Regions from separate parts of the Homo sapiens genome. Here all the other regions are linked to region 2. The links are chromatin contacts, found by Hi-C or POLR2A ChIA-PET in ENCODE. All regions are on one chromosome and are shown on one strand. Each heading gives the region's core, a stretch centred on a gene start or an enhancer-like site at or near the end of the contact. The rest is flanking DNA. Distances are from core to core; before and after follow the strand shown. Region 1 holds the start of ZNF628 (zinc finger protein 628). Region 2 holds the start of LENG9 (leukocyte receptor cluster member 9). Region 3 holds the start of ZNF845 (zinc finger protein 845). Region 4 holds the start of EPN1 (epsin 1). Region 5 holds the start of ZNF444 (zinc finger protein 444).

Region 1 (2,700 bases), core at 119-2,618, 1.0 Mb after region 2:
CTGCTTCTCCATCAGGGCCCATGCTGGTTGTTTGGAATACCTGGGCAGCAAAGACACGAAAGGTCCTCGCTGTCATGGGACATAGATAAATGTCGCTGAGCATGTAAGAGGGACACCACCTAGCACAGGAGGCTTTCCAGTGGGATCTTGCTGGGCAGGGATGGGTTAAGGGTAGAAGGGCCTTCTGGCCTGAGAAACAGCATGCAGAATGGTCTTCAAGCTGAGGGTACTGCCTTTGAGCAGTGGCTCTCAACTAGTGAACATGTGGCAATGTCTGGAGATATTCTTTTTGTTGTTGTTGTTTTTTTTTTTTAACACAGAGTCTCACTCTGTCACCCTGGCTGGAGTGCAGTGGCACGATCTTGGCTCACTGCAACCTCCGACTCCTGGGCTCAAGCGATCCTCTTGCCTCAGCCTCCTGAGTAGCTGGGGTTACAGGTGCCTGCCACCATGCCCGGCTAATTTTTGTATTTTTAGTAGAGACGGGGTTTCACCATGTTGGCCAGGCTGGTCTTGAACTCTTGACCTCAAGTGATCTGCCTGCCTCAGCCTCCCAAAGTGCTGGGATTACAGGTGTGAGCCACCGCGAAAATCTCTATCTGGAGATATTCTGAGCTCTCCTACGGGGTGTGTGGAGCGGGGCTGGGGATGCTACCTGCATCTAGTGAGTGGGGGCCCTAGAGTGTGTAGGACAGTCCCCGCTGCAATGAATCCATCCCAAATGGCACTAGTGCTCTGGTTGAGAAACTGCGTTTAATGACCCTCAGAAAAGCCAGTGTGGCTGGAACGCTGGGTTGGGCGGGGGTTGAGCGTGGAGAGGGGCTTTGGAGCAGCTCGGTCTCCCACTAAAACCCTAGGCCCCACAAGGAGTCTGTGGATTCCAGCCTCCCAGAACAGACCTTTGCCCAGCAGGAACCAGGTTTCTGCAGCGTCTGGATGAGCGTGCACGAAGCACACGCCCGAAAATCCTGAGCACGTGGCTCTACCGAGGGACTGGAAGCGCTCCAGGCCTCGTTTTCCCGCTGGAGCGATTACACCCTGGGGGCGGGGCCCGCTTCACGGGAGGGATTTTTGTACAACCGTGGTGCATGGAAGGATTTTTTTGCAGATGAGAGGGAATCGGGATTAATAAGGGGAACTTGCGACCCCGCGTCTCGAGCTGGCCGTCCCTGGCCTTGGGCTCACCGGGGCCTCGGCCCCCAAGACCTGACAACTGGAGTCCGCGACCACAACTGGGAGAACTACAACTCCCAGGATGCCGCGCACCGCCTGCGCCCGAGCTCGACGAGGCCTCGCACAGCCAATGGGAGGGTCCGGGGGCGGGAACTCGGAGTACGTGCGTTGTGACGCACCGACGGCGACGTCGGGGTTTGTGTGCGCGAGAGGCCGCCGATAAAGGTTGGGTGCCTCGCGCCGGGGGCCGTTGGGAGGGAGTGCGCCCCTGCCCCCCCTCCCCGGTCCCCACAGCTGCACCGCCGCTGCCGGGGCCCCACCTTCCCGTCGACCCCCGCGGGAAGGTCCTGGGGCTGCCACCCTCGTTCCCCCGATTGGGGCCGCAGGTGAGAGACCGGAGGGGGTGGGGGTGGGGGGAGGGACCGGAGGGCGGAGAAGTTGCAGGGGGTGGGGCGGGGGGGGGGGCGTGAAACCGGAAGGGGTACCTTAAAGGGGAGTCACTATTTCACCTCCGACATTTGCCAGCTAGGCCGGGTCCGCCCTCTTAAAGGGCAAGGGGCCACATTGAGAGGGCGGGTCAGGCTTTGCATTTTTACAGAAGCTTTCTGACTTAAAACAATGTTTTTCCCCTAAAAGGCGGTTATCTCATTAAAGGCCAGTGACCGTTTCCCAGACATTGAAGCAAAAACTCCTGAGTCCTGGTTGCTTCAAAGCGATCCCTGGTTTAGCTCAACAAAAGTGGAGATGGGGCTCCAGTGGCAGCATCCCCTTAAAGGGGAGGTCCAGCCTGCTGAACGGGTGTGGCGCGGCCTTTTAAAGGGGATGTCTTCTTGTTAAATGGGACCCCGCTCTTTCAGGGCACGGATATCTCTTTTAAGGAGATGCTGGGGCTTCTCAAAGGCACGTGCAGCTTCTTAGCATCAGTAGGTTTGTTTTTTTTTTTTTTTTTTTTTTCTGGAGACGGAGTCTTGCTCCGTTGCCCAGGCTGGAGTGCAGTGGCGCGATCTAACCTGCTTACATATTAAAGGGTACACTTATCTTTTAAAAAGGAAGTTCTTGGCTAGGCGCGGTGGCTCACGCCTGTAATCCCAGCACTTTGGGAGGCCGAGGCGGGCGGATCACTTGAGGCCAGGAGTTCAAGACCAGCCCAGGCAATATGGTGAAACCCCGTCTCTACTAAAAATACAAAAATTAGCCGGGCGCGGTGGCGTGCACCTGTAATCCCAGCTACTCGGGAGGCTGAGGCAGGAGAATCGCTTGAAGCCGGGAGGCGAAGGTTGCAGTGAGCCGAGATCGCGCCACTGCACTCCAGCCTCGGTGACAGAGTGAGACCCTGTCTCCAAAAAAAAACAAAAAAAACACACAAGTTCTTGTAGCTTGTCCGACGGGGATGCCTAGCCTTCATTCATTTAAAATTTGTTTACTGCGCACACACTCTGCCAGACATTATTGTAGGCACTGGGATGGCATACAACAGTGAACCAGACAGAAGCCCCTATTTTCCCGGCGTTGACATTCTAGCATGGG
Region 2 (2,700 bases), core at 30-2,529:
GCCAGGGTCAGGTGTAGGTTCTGAGAGGGCACTAGGAAGTTGGCGCAGTGTGGGGCCACGTGGACCAGGTATTCCTGGGCCTTGGTCACTTCTGCTTGTAGCCCAGGCTCGGTCACCATGAGGGCCACAAAATGTGTGGGGCGCGGTTGGCAAGGGGCTGCAACACTAAGGCGGGCCCTTTTGTCCTCGGGCCAGGCCGCAGGACCCCACTCGGCTTCTGTCGTCTCAGCGGAGCCCCCCGGGACTCCCAGGGCCTGTGCTTCCTTGCCCCCCAGCAATGTGGTCCTGGTGGCTGCTGTTGGCTTCAGTGCCTCAGTCACTCCGGCGAGGCGTCCTCTTGGGGCCAGTGTTCCCAAATCAGCAGCTGTGCCCAGCGCCCTCTCCTGGGCCGCCTCCAGCTCTCCGGGTTCCTCCACGCCTGGTTCCTGGTGCCCTGTGCAGAGCGGCCTTGTGCTCCCTCGCTTGGGGGCAGCCTGGGCCTCCTGACCTGTCCCCGCCAGTGTCCACTCGGCACCCTCTGCCCCGTGGGCGCCCTCGGTGTTCGGTGCGTCCAGGATGGTGGGCCCGCGTCCCGCCGCCGAGCCAGAGCCAAAGACGAGGTCGGTGCGCGAGGCGCGGTCCCACACAAGGCGGCCACGGAAGCGGAAGAAGCGCACGCGGTGCTGGGGCACTGCCAGCACGCCCGGCCCGAGCGCCGCCAGCGGCTGGTCCCAGCAAAAGGCGCTGAAGGGCTCCTCGCGCACACCCAGAAAGCGGTCGACGTAGCCCACCGAGAAGTCGGCGGGGTCGAGGCGCGGGTCCCAGCGGATGCGCTGGATGACGTCCGCGGCTGTGCGCAGCGGCGGCTTCTTGGCCCCGGCCTCCGGCTGCGCCTCGCGGCCAGGCGGCGCCGGCGCCCCAGGGTGGGGCTGGCGGCAGCGGGCGCCGAAGCGGCAGCGGCCTTCCAGGAAGAAGCGGCAGGCCGGCGGGGGCGCGGGTTCCGTGGCGGGGGCTTCCTGCGGCAACTCCGGCTCTCTGGCCGCTGCCATGGGTGCGGGGAACTGGCACGCCCGCCGCGCAGACGAGGTCGCCCCGCACGGAGGGCGGCTCCCCTTGGATGCACCGAGCCTCACCCGACAGTGGCGTCAGCGGCCCGCGCTCCGGCCTAGCTCTGGGGACCACGCCGCGTGCCCTCGCGAGGACTCTGGCCCAGTCCCTCCTTGGTGGAGAGCCTGACACCGCTGCTCTGGGACTTCCCGGCTGCGCCCTCCCCCAGCGCCAGGAAAGCAAGCTGCGTAAAGGCTGCGGCAGTCTCGGTCTCCCGGAGCTCTTGGGAGCCTGGCCCCGCCCCTTTCCCGGTGATTGATGTGTGCTGCCTCTTTCTGGGTGATTTACATGTAATGCCCCGCCCCTTTCGGGATGATTACGTGTGCCTCGACCTTTAGGTGATTTACATGTAGTGCCCCGCCCCGTTCCCGGTGATTTACATGTGGTGCCCCGCCCCTTTCCTGGTGATTTACGAGTGCCCCACCCCTTTTAGGTGATTTTTTTTTTTTTTTATGTGTGCCTCTCCCCTTCCCAAGTGATTTACATATGTTCCCCGCTCCTTTCAGGGTAATTTACATGTAATGCCCCGCCCCTTTCCGGGTGATTTACGAGTGCCTCTCCCCTTCTCAAGTGATTTACATGTGTCCCGCCCCGTTCCGGGTGATTTACATGCGTGCCCTGGCCCTTTCCCAGTGATACTTTTGTGCTGCCTCTTTCCGGGTGATTTACGTGTGTGCCTCTCCCCAAGTGATTTACATGTGTGCCCTGTCCGTTTTAAGGTGATTTACATGTGGTGCCCCGCCCCTTTCCGGGTGATTTACCTGTGTCCCATCCCTTTCCCGGTGATTTACATGTGGTGCCCCGCCCCTTTCCCGGTGATACCTGTGTGCCCCGCCCATGAGGGGACGTCTTTAAAGAACCTGGACCCGCCCTCAGTCCAAGTGATTTACATTTGCGGCCCCGCCCCTCTGGGAAACTTACGAGAACCTGGCCCCTCAGTCCAAATCATTTGCATGTTCGGCCCCATCCCTCGGGGGCCTTAAAGAACCAAGATGCCTGCGGACCCTTCCCCCACGGAGACCAGGCCCCTACTGCTCTAAAAGTGTTCTCAGACACTTCCCTCTGCAGCCGCTCCCAGAGTAAACGGCGGCTCCGCCGGGTCGGAGTCCACCTGAGGCGTTCAGGGCCAGAAAGACTCCTGGGGCTGCAGCACTCTGCAGCCCCGCCTCGGCTGGCCCCGCGGTGGCTGAGTCTGGCCCGGCCCCAGGACCACGTCCGGCCGGCGGTGGCGCACAGTATTTGACGAATGGGACTGCGGGAGCCGCCGCCTCTGCAAGGGGCACCGCCTGGCCACGCCCTCGGGCTCTCTTAAAGGAGCCGCACCCCCACCCCAGGGCAATCATCGGACCCGGACCAGGCCTCCGGGTGACACATCCGGCTCTCAGAGGCGCCAGGACCCTATCATTCATCCCTTTCCACGTGCAAAGTGAAAAGTCAGAGCCCGGGCACACACCTTGGCCGTTTATGTATACAGAAGTGGGGTGCCGGGCGGGAAGGGCGCGGGGAATGAGGGAACCTAGAGGCCGATGACGTCGTTCAGCTCGAGGTCCGCGTTGGGGCGGCAGCGGGCCTGGGGGGGCTGCGTCCCGGGGCGGGGTTCCGCGTCGGGCTTGG
Region 3 (2,700 bases), core at 1-2,500, 1.1 Mb before region 2:
CAGTACCCGTATCTCGGTAGGAAATTAAATATTTCAAACATCAAATAATTCCAATGTAAATGTATGGATCTTTAAATAATTCTGAGCCTTGAAAGGAATGTGGTCATGCAAGCTGAGTCCAGTGGTATGCAGGCGCAACTTCTAAGAGTTTTCCTGGCCAGACGCGGTGGCTAACGCCTGTAATCCCAACACTTTGGGAGTCCGAAGCAGGTGGATCACTTGACGTCAGGAGTTCGAATCCAGCCTGGCCAACGTTGTGAAACCCAGTCTCTACTAAAAATACAAAACTATTAGCCAGGCTTGGTGGCGCGCGTCTGTAATCCCAGCTAGTTGGCAGGCTGAGGCAAGAGAACTACTTTAACCCGGGAGGTGAAGGTTGCAGTGAGCCGAGATCTCGCCACTGCACTCCAGCCTGGGTGACAGAGAAATACTCTGTCTCAAAAAAGAAAAGAAAAGAAAAGAAAAATCTAAATATAAAAATGAAAGTAATAGATCTCTTCCACAAATGTGCTGGGACAACTAACTGGATATCCACGTGAAAATGAATAATGTTGGATCCCTAACTCACAAAATCAAAAATTTTATTTAAAGAAATTTTAAAAAAGGAGAGAGAGAGAGACGAGGAAGGGAGCGCTGCCGGAGGAGGTGTTACTTTGTCGCCCAGGCTAACTTGGACCCCCCCCCCGGCTCAGCGATCCTCCTGCCACTGCTTCCTGAGTAGCTGGGACCTCAGGCTTTCGCCCCGCGCCCGCATCTCTGCTGTGTTTAAGCAGTAGGTGGTGACCTCACTCCTCCCTGGCCTGAGCACTCCGTCCCGCATCCCAGGGGGAGGCCCTAGGGAAATCTCTGAAGCTGAGGACAGGGTGGACTCTCCTTTCCCAGTGAATGGAGAATAGAAAGGGAGAGGATTTCTATTCTGTTCTGTGGGCCGTCAGCATGAAATCGTATGTTCCACCCAGGCAGGGCTTTGCATTTCACATTCTAGTTTGCATCCCCGTTTCAGACAATTCCAGGGCTTTTGAATCATGCCTCAGCCTTCCTGTCCGGTCTCGCCTCCAAAGCTCGAAAACAAGAGGCGCTGGGAGCGAGGTTGAGAGACGCACGGGTCCCACCCCGGCCCCGCCTTCTGCCAATTCTAAAGGGGAAGGTCTCTCCGCTTCGCGCCCCGCCCCTACCTCGCTCAGGCCCCGCCTACCTCCCCGCGGGTCCCGCCCAGGCCTGGCTTCTGTCCTGCGCGCGCAGATTCGCGCAAACCCGGAAGCGGATCGCATGGAGTGATGGTCCCACCGCAGCGGTGAGTTTTGCTCTGTGTTGTGTTAAGTCTGCGCTTCCCAAGTCCCCGGCGCTTCTGTACCTGGGACGTGGGGTCCCCATAGACCTGGAAATTCTCACCCGTGTTCCTTCACCTAGAGCAAATTTAGACGTCCTCGTCAGAGTCCAGGGGTCGCTTCCTTTTGGGTTTAAAGTCGCCCTGAGGATGGTCCCTTCCCGAATCTTTCTGCTATAGGGCAATGTATACACTTCCCATCGCGTAGTTTCCCTGCTCAAAACCTTTTTCTGACTCCTCCCGACCCGCACTTTTTAAAGTCCTTACCGCGAGGCGGATTCCCGCCCTTGGCGCCTCCCAGTCTTGTCTTAAGGCGCCGTCGCCCCCCACCTCCCTCCTCGTTCCAGGCCCTTATGCTCCCCAGGTCTCCCCACCGCAGTCACCGCTTACCCTGAGCCCGCGTTGGGGAGGTGCCCGGGGCTGTCCTATGACACCGGGTGTTCTTGCCTGCCCTGCACCAGCCCCTGGAAAATGCGCTCCTCCGGGATGCAGGCGTCTTACTCCAAAGCCCTCCTGTGATTGTGTTGGCCAAAGGGATCAGGAGACTGAGAGAGAGAGCAGTAGAAAACCTGAGACAGAGAAAAGAAGAATGAGAAAGACCATAACAGATGGCAAAGTAGAGGATGAGTGAGGGATTTGCCAAGAGAGAGCAAAAATGAAAAAAACAAAACAAAACAAAAAACAGCAGGAGGAGCAGATCCCAGGGAAAAAGAAAACAAGAGCTAGAGAGAGAAGGGGAGAATGAGAGATATGTACAGAATTAGGGAGGGAAGCACAGTAATGAAGAAAGGGGGGCTGGGCGCAGTGGCTCACGCCTGTAATCCTAGCACTTTAGGAGACTGGGGCAGAGGGATTGCTTGAGTCCAGGAGTTCAAGACCGGCCTGGGCAAAATAGTGAGACCCCCCCCCCCATCTCTGTCAAAAAAAAAAAAAATTTAACTGGGCGTGATGGTGCACACCTGTAATCCCAGCTGCTCTGGAGGCTGAGGCAGGAGGATCACTTGAGCCCAGGAGGTCCAGGCTGCAGTGAGCAGAGATCATGCCACTGCACTCCAGCCTGGTCAACAGAGCAGAGCCTGTCTCAAAAGATTAAAAGGGGTGGGGGACTTTGGGTTCAGATGAGTGGGTGAGTTCATTGGATATGATTAGTTGTGATATGTTGACTTCTGTTTATATAATCTAATAACTTAGAACTTGTTTAAATTATACAGATGATATTGAGAATTTTAAAATTCCTATCTATAAGACACATACATTCTGTAAATCTTGGCATTAGAGGTCAGCTTCCACTTGGAATCCCTATTCAGCCAGAGGGTAGTGACTTAATTCAATTGTGAGAGCCTCTCTTCCCTCTTCCCATGGTGAGGTAGGAA
Region 4 (2,700 bases), core at 16-2,515, 1.2 Mb after region 2:
GACTGCCAGAAAGCCATGCAGGGCCTGACGGGCCGCAAGTTCGCCAACAGAGTGGTTGTCACAAAATACTGTGACCCCGACTCTTATCACCGCCGGGACTTCTGGTAGAGGCGGCTGGGGGAGGGTGGGGGCAGGGCTGGCTGGGGGCTTCTCCCCACTCCCGCCCCCCCCTTATCCCCCTCTGAAGACGATGGGCAGAGGAGTGACAGCCGCAGACACACGACAGCCGGCAGCAACTGGAATGGCAGCAATTAAGGGTGGGGGGCGGGGGTTGGGGGGTTGGGGGGTTAGGGCAGGGAGGGGACTGGGGAAGTGCGCACACAGCCCACACAGACAACACGCACCCACACAGACACAGAGGGAAGGGGTTGGGATGGGGACAGGGTGCACAGCAGGGCGGGGTAGGACCCCAGCCCCTCCCAAAACAGCCTCTCCTTCTCCCATAGACCCCTTTCTTCTCCCCTTCCCCACGGTAGGAACATAGCGTGTTTATATTTTATGGCCAAACTATTTTGAATTTTGTTGTCCGGCCCTCAGTGCCCTGCCCTCTCCCTTACCAGGACCACAGCTCTGTTCCTTCGGCCTCTGGTCCTCTCTGGTCCCCTCCTGGGTTTCTTACGTAGTTGATTTTTCCTCTTTAGTCTCCCCCGACCTGCGCCCAGCCCCGTGGCCCCTGCCCCTCTCCTACTCTCTGTGGCAGTTTCATATTTGCTAAGACGAATTTGCTCATTAAACATTTTGTTGTATTTTACTTTATGGAGCGGCTGTGTGTCCAGTATGTCCGACCCTCTTCCTCGGTTCTGGGCTCGGGTGGGGGTTCCCTTGGCAAACTGCGGGCCCCTGGCTGGGACGCCCCTGCTGCCGGCGCCGGCAGCCTCGAGGCCTTCCCTGCTTGCGCGGTGCCCTTCTCGGGGTCGGCACAGGCACAGCCCCGGGGGACGTGAGGTTCCCGAGTGCTCTCCCACCCCGCCGACAGGAGGGATGGTGGCCGAGCGGGCCGGGGCGGGCGTGGCGTGGGTGTGCCAGGAGCTCCGCGGTTGCCGCCAAGCGAGCTGGAGCTGACTCTCGGCGTTCCGTGAGCACCGCGCGGATCCCCCGCTGCAGCGGGCGGAAGTGACGTAGAGGCGCCTAGCAACGGGGCCCAGCGCGCCGGAAGTGATGCCTTCCAGGTTGGCTTGGCTGCGGAAGCGACTCCTGCCAGGGCGGGGTGCGGCACGGGAGGGCGGGGAGCGCGGCAATTTCCGCTTCCGGTCCGTCGCCTCCTTCTGTTGCTTCCCGTCTCCTCGGCGGCTCCCCTCCCCCGCCCGGCTCTCCGCGCCCCTTCTGGGCGGCGGGGCGGCGGAGCCGTCGGCGTGCGGCCCTCCTTGCGTTCGTGCGTGCGCCCGTGGCCCGGCGCACGTCCCGCGACACCGAGGCCGAGCGGGGCAGGGGGCTGACCGCCATGACCCCCCAGAGCCCGGCGTGAGGGGGCCGAGGTGAGCGCGGGGCGGAGCGCGGGGGACGCTGGCCCGCCTGCTCCGGGTGTTCGGGCCTGGGCCGCGGCGCGCGCGGGCTCGCGTCTGGCCAGTTCTGGGTGTCTCTGGCGGCCTTTGTGTCTCTGCTCCTGTGTCGGCCTTGACTGCCCCCGTGTCGGTTGTCTGTGTCTGTCTCTCTCGTGTCTGTGTGTCTGTCAGCGTCTGTTTCCTGTGGGCCTCTGCCTGTGCCTGTTTCAGTGAACTTAGAAAAGGGTTTGGAGATAGGAGTGTGTTTGTGTGTCTGTCCCGGGTCTCTCTCTCCTCTGTCTGTCGTGTCTGTGTCTGTCAGGATTTGTTCGTGTCTCGTTGAGTTTCCGAGTCTTCTTTTCCCTAGGTGTCTCTAGCCCTTCCCTGCGGGCTTTTCTGCCTATGGTGCAAATCTTACCCCCGCCCCGTCTTCGCATCTGAGTTTTGCCCCCATACCTATCACCTCCAATCCTGAAGTTTCTTTCCAGGAGTCTGTTAACTTGATCTAGAATCTGCCCCTTTTCCCCAGTTTTCTGAGTCTCTGGTGTGATGGTGAAGAGCCCCAGCCTTGGATTCAGAAGCCCGGCTGCCTGCTAAGCTGTGTAATTGCCAGGTGATAGTCTCTGTGTCAAAACCTCAGTTTCCTAGTCGTAGGAAATCCATAGTTCGTAGGCATTCGTAGTTCCTACATCATAGGGTCCTTGTGCATGTAAGTTGAGGTGATGCTTGTAAAGTGCCTGACGGTATCTGACACATAGCAAGTGTGTAATTACTGGGAGCTCTGGTTTTTATTATTACAGTGCTTAGAGATTTTTACACAGTAAGTGTTAGATATCGGTCGGTTATTGGAGTACTCCTTGGAGAACTTTGCCATATCCTTTGTATTCTTTTTAATGTAAGAATTCTCTTTGAATCAATTTAATTTGAAATACAGTCTCATTCTAAGCAGTATCTGAGAAATCTCAGCTTTGATGTGCTAGTTGGGTAATTTTTTCTAATGCACGCCAAATAAGTACAGAGTATTAAGATAGTGCCTTTTCTGCCGCCACCCTTTTGGAAATGTTCTCTGTTTTTTCTCTGATAATAATAGCAGCCAGTGTTATTGAGCGCCTACTATCTGTGGGGCACAGAGCCAAGCACTGCATGTACCCATCTTATTTAATCAACAGGCCTACCAGGTAGGAATTCTTTCATTTCAGAGTTGAGCAAACTGTGTCTC
Region 5 (2,700 bases), core at 154-2,653, 1.7 Mb after region 2:
AGATGCCTATTAAGAAATCCAAGAGGAGATGTCAAGTAGGCCATCGGATATGAGTGGGAAGAAGATCAGCGTGCTCTAGGAGCAGAAAGGAGGCATGACTGGAACTCATTAAACACGAGGAGAAGACAGTGGTAGACAGGTGGGCCAGGGCAGATTAGGCCACCGTGGGCAAACTGGTCACAAAGTTCTGAGTCAGCCACTCATCGCTTGTGAAACCTGGGGAAAGTTGTTCATTTATGAATATAAGACGAACAACTTCCATGTAATGAATGCTTGTTATGGGTAAGCCACTGTCTTCGTTTTTATGGCGCGGAGTCTTCAGATCAGCCGGGGAGGTGGAGGATGGGAGGGGGATTCTCTTATCCTTGTTGTACGGAGGAGGAAATACGCTGCGGGCTGGGGTAGGGCTTGTATGAGCCATAATCAGGTCTGGAACTGTCTAGATAAAAACTTCAGCTGATCTCTTAGGATGTCTGTCTGCTCTAAAATCCAAATATGCTTCTTCACAGTTCTGAGATGCAGAAACTGAGGCCTCAGGACGGGGCAGTAGTCTGTCCAATAGGGGCACAGCGAGGACGCGTGGCAGGTAGCGCTGTCCCCCAATTCACCCCAGGGGAAACTGAGGCTAAAGAGAGGGCGGTGTCCTGTCCAGGTTCACACACAGGAAGAGCCAAACCGAGGCCCCCGCGCTGGCCCCCTCCTGAGCCACTGCCCACCCCGGAACAGGAGGGCAGCCTGCTCACGTCCTGATTCCTGGCACCGACATCGGCCCTTAAGTTCTGCCCGGGTGGAGAGGGAGGACAAAAAAAAATGCGATCCGTAGTCAAGGAGACGTAGCCTGCACTCCTGATTGGCGCAGAACTCTAGCCTGGTCTCCTCCTCCTCCTCCTCTTCGCTTGCCAGCTTCTAGAGCTCCGGAGGCCCCACCTCCCAAATGCCCGGCGGTGCCCGGCCTCCCCTGATCTCCACAACAACGCCGCCATGGCTCCTCCTCCTCCTCCCTCTTTTTTTCCCGGCACTTCTGCGCATGTCCAGGGCCCGCGCGCAGACCACTGGGAAGCCTCCTCGTGCATTCTGGGAAATGTAGTCCAAAGCCTGTCGCGCTCAGACAGCCCGCGACATTTGCGCCGTCAAGGCCAAATAGGCTGCAGACGACGCTTTCGCGTATCTTGGGAAATGTAGTTCCAGTGTTGGCGAAGACGCCACGCGGTGACAAACAGGAGTAAGGCGGTCCCCAGGCGAGGGCCAATTGGCAGCCGCCTTTGCCGCGATGCTTCCTGGGAGTTGTAGTTCGGGGTGAGGCCGGGGCTTCATGGGGAGTTGTTGGGCTGAACGAGCGGCTCGGAGTATGGGATTGGGGGAGGGGGACGGGGGAGTTTGGCGCAAAGCCTGCTGGGGCATGGAGTCCCGGCGAGCTTTGTGCGCATGTGCGGGGAGGTGAGGGGGCTTGGGGGGCCTCGCCTGAGAGAGTGAGGTGAGCGAGGGGGGAAGGAGGGAGGGATTGGGTGGGGGCGGTTGGACGAGGGAGGGACCAGAGGTTGGATGGGAAGAGGGGCGCCGGGGGCCTCAGGAGGGAAAGATGGGAGACTTGCGGGGAGGGGAGGAGAAGGGGGCTGAGTGATGGGGAAGGGGCTGGGAGAGGGAACTAGAGGGGGAGGGACTTGGAGAGGGGGAGGGGTGGATAGTGGGAGGGGGTCGTGGATCCTCGAGGTCCTGAACGCGGGAGAGAAATGCTGAGGGAGAGGACGGGGGAGGGGCGCCTGGGGGAGGGGGAGGGGCGGGACGGGGGAGGGACAGGTGGGGGAGGGGAAGGGGACCCTAGCAGAGGGTGGGCTGTGAGATGAAAGCTGAGTGGGAAGCTGGACCCTACAAAGGAGTCTGGGGGCGCCGGGACCGGACCCCTTCGGAAAGGTTTGCGGGAAGGGGCTTCCGGGGACGATGGTTATTGTTGTAACGTAGATACGGCGCAGGTGGCTCGTTTTGCGCGCTGCTTCTACAAGTGCAACTTTTACAGAGTTGTGAGATTCCTGAAGATAAGAATCGTTGCTCTGTTTTGCTGCTTTCTCAGTGCGGAGCATCTGCCTTTTTAGCTTGTTGCAAGGCATTATTACCTTCGGTAATATGTGTAAAGTGCTTAGAAACTCTGTTTATTGTCAAATGAAGTTGACCCCCGCCACCTCTACCCCAGTCAGGATGGAGTCACCCTCCTCTATATCCGATTTTAACGCCTATTCCAATGTATACTTAGTATTTTAATCTGCGTGCGTGTTCATAGCAGTGTCCCCTGGGCACCTCGCAGGGAAACTTCGACAAAGTAACCCTAAGTCTGACTGGACACTTACTAGCCAGGTGTGGTTCTCAGCATTTTTGTTCTCCTTCTATCACTTTACAGTCAACGAAATGGAGATACAGGGTATTACAAAAGGTGCCTTGTACCTCGTCCAAGGACACAGAGCTGGTAGGAGGCAGAGCTGGAATTTGCCCCAGAGCCTTTGTGCCGTAGGTAAATATTTGTCCAGTGGGCCAGCGGCTCTCAACCAGGAGTGGTTTTGTCCCCCAGGGGACATGTGGCAATGTCTGGAGACTTTTTTTTTGGTTTTTCCAACTTGGGAAGTGCTACTGGCATCTCATGAAAAGAGGCAGAGATGCTGGTAGACATCGTATGTTGCACAGGATAGCCCGCCACGACACAAGTGCCAT

What was found. A loop is a pair of places that touch in the nucleus more often than their neighbours do. ChIA-PET counts read pairs that join two places held with the same protein, here RNA polymerase II (POLR2A). Pooled maps may share reads with other maps.
Region 1: a map of CD4-positive, alpha-beta T cell shows a loop between it and region 2 (7-fold over the local background). The contact joins the promoter of ZNF628 here to the promoter of LENG9 in region 2. A Hi-C loop is called at or near these places in 6 of 168 maps with a recorded cell type or tissue (CD4-positive, alpha-beta T cell, CD8-positive, alpha-beta T cell, PC-9 and 2 more), 7 of 37 single-sample maps with no recorded cell type and 19 of 50 pooled maps. POLR2A ChIA-PET finds 5 or more read pairs at or near these places in 1 of 52 experiments (H1).
Region 3: a map of ascending aorta shows a loop between it and region 2 (10-fold over the local background). The contact joins the promoter of ZNF845 here to the promoter of LENG9 in region 2. A Hi-C loop is called at or near these places in 1 of 168 maps with a recorded cell type or tissue (ascending aorta) and 3 of 50 pooled maps. POLR2A ChIA-PET finds 5 or more read pairs at or near these places in 1 of 52 experiments (GM10248).
Region 4: a map of chondrocyte shows a loop between it and region 2 (3-fold over the local background). The contact joins the promoter of EPN1 here to the promoter of LENG9 in region 2. A Hi-C loop is called at or near these places in 2 of 168 maps with a recorded cell type or tissue (body of pancreas and chondrocyte) and 10 of 50 pooled maps. POLR2A ChIA-PET finds 5 or more read pairs at or near these places in 2 of 52 experiments (H1 and endothelial cell of umbilical vein).
Region 5: a loop to region 2 is called in a map of MCF 10A, with 31 times the contacts of the local background. The contact joins the promoter of ZNF444 here to the promoter of LENG9 in region 2. A Hi-C loop is called at or near these places in 3 of 168 maps with a recorded cell type or tissue (Caco-2, MCF 10A and naive thymus-derived CD4-positive, alpha-beta T cell) and 13 of 50 pooled maps.

What each region holds. Positions count from the first base shown.
Region 1 is chr19:55,475,249-55,477,948 of GRCh38, forward strand. It overlaps ZNF628 (zinc finger protein 628), which reads left to right and starts at 1,369. Exons shown (of 3, transcript NM_033113.3): 1 at 1,369-1,559. RefSeq lists silencers at 1,435-1,634, 1,767-2,090.
Region 2 is chr19:54,462,499-54,465,198 of GRCh38, forward strand. It overlaps LENG9 (leukocyte receptor cluster member 9), which reads right to left and starts at 1,280. Exons shown (of 1, transcript NM_001301782.2): 1 at 1-1,280. The coding sequence starts at 1,028. It overlaps CDC42EP5 (CDC42 effector protein 5), which reads right to left. Exons shown (of 3, transcript NM_145057.4): 3 at 2,528-2,700. The coding sequence ends at 2,603.
Region 3 is chr19:53,332,499-53,335,198 of GRCh38, forward strand. It overlaps ZNF845 (zinc finger protein 845), which reads left to right and starts at 1,251. Exons shown (of 4, transcript NM_138374.3): 1 at 1,251-1,294. RefSeq lists enhancers at 367-1,231, 1,330-1,379, 1,650-1,739 and a silencer at 1,040-1,259.
Region 4 is chr19:55,673,961-55,676,660 of GRCh38, forward strand. EPN1 (epsin 1) reads left to right here and starts at 1,266. Exons shown (of 11, transcript NM_001130072.2): 1 at 1,266-1,475. U2AF2 (U2 small nuclear RNA auxiliary factor 2) reads left to right here. Exons shown (of 12, transcript NM_007279.3): 12 at 1-756. The coding sequence ends at 108. RefSeq lists silencers at 828-1,047, 1,218-1,547.
Region 5 is chr19:56,139,884-56,142,583 of GRCh38, forward strand. ZNF444 (zinc finger protein 444) reads left to right here and starts at 1,404. Exons shown (of 5, transcript NM_018337.4): 1 at 1,404-1,474. RefSeq lists enhancers at 867-1,196, 1,227-1,366.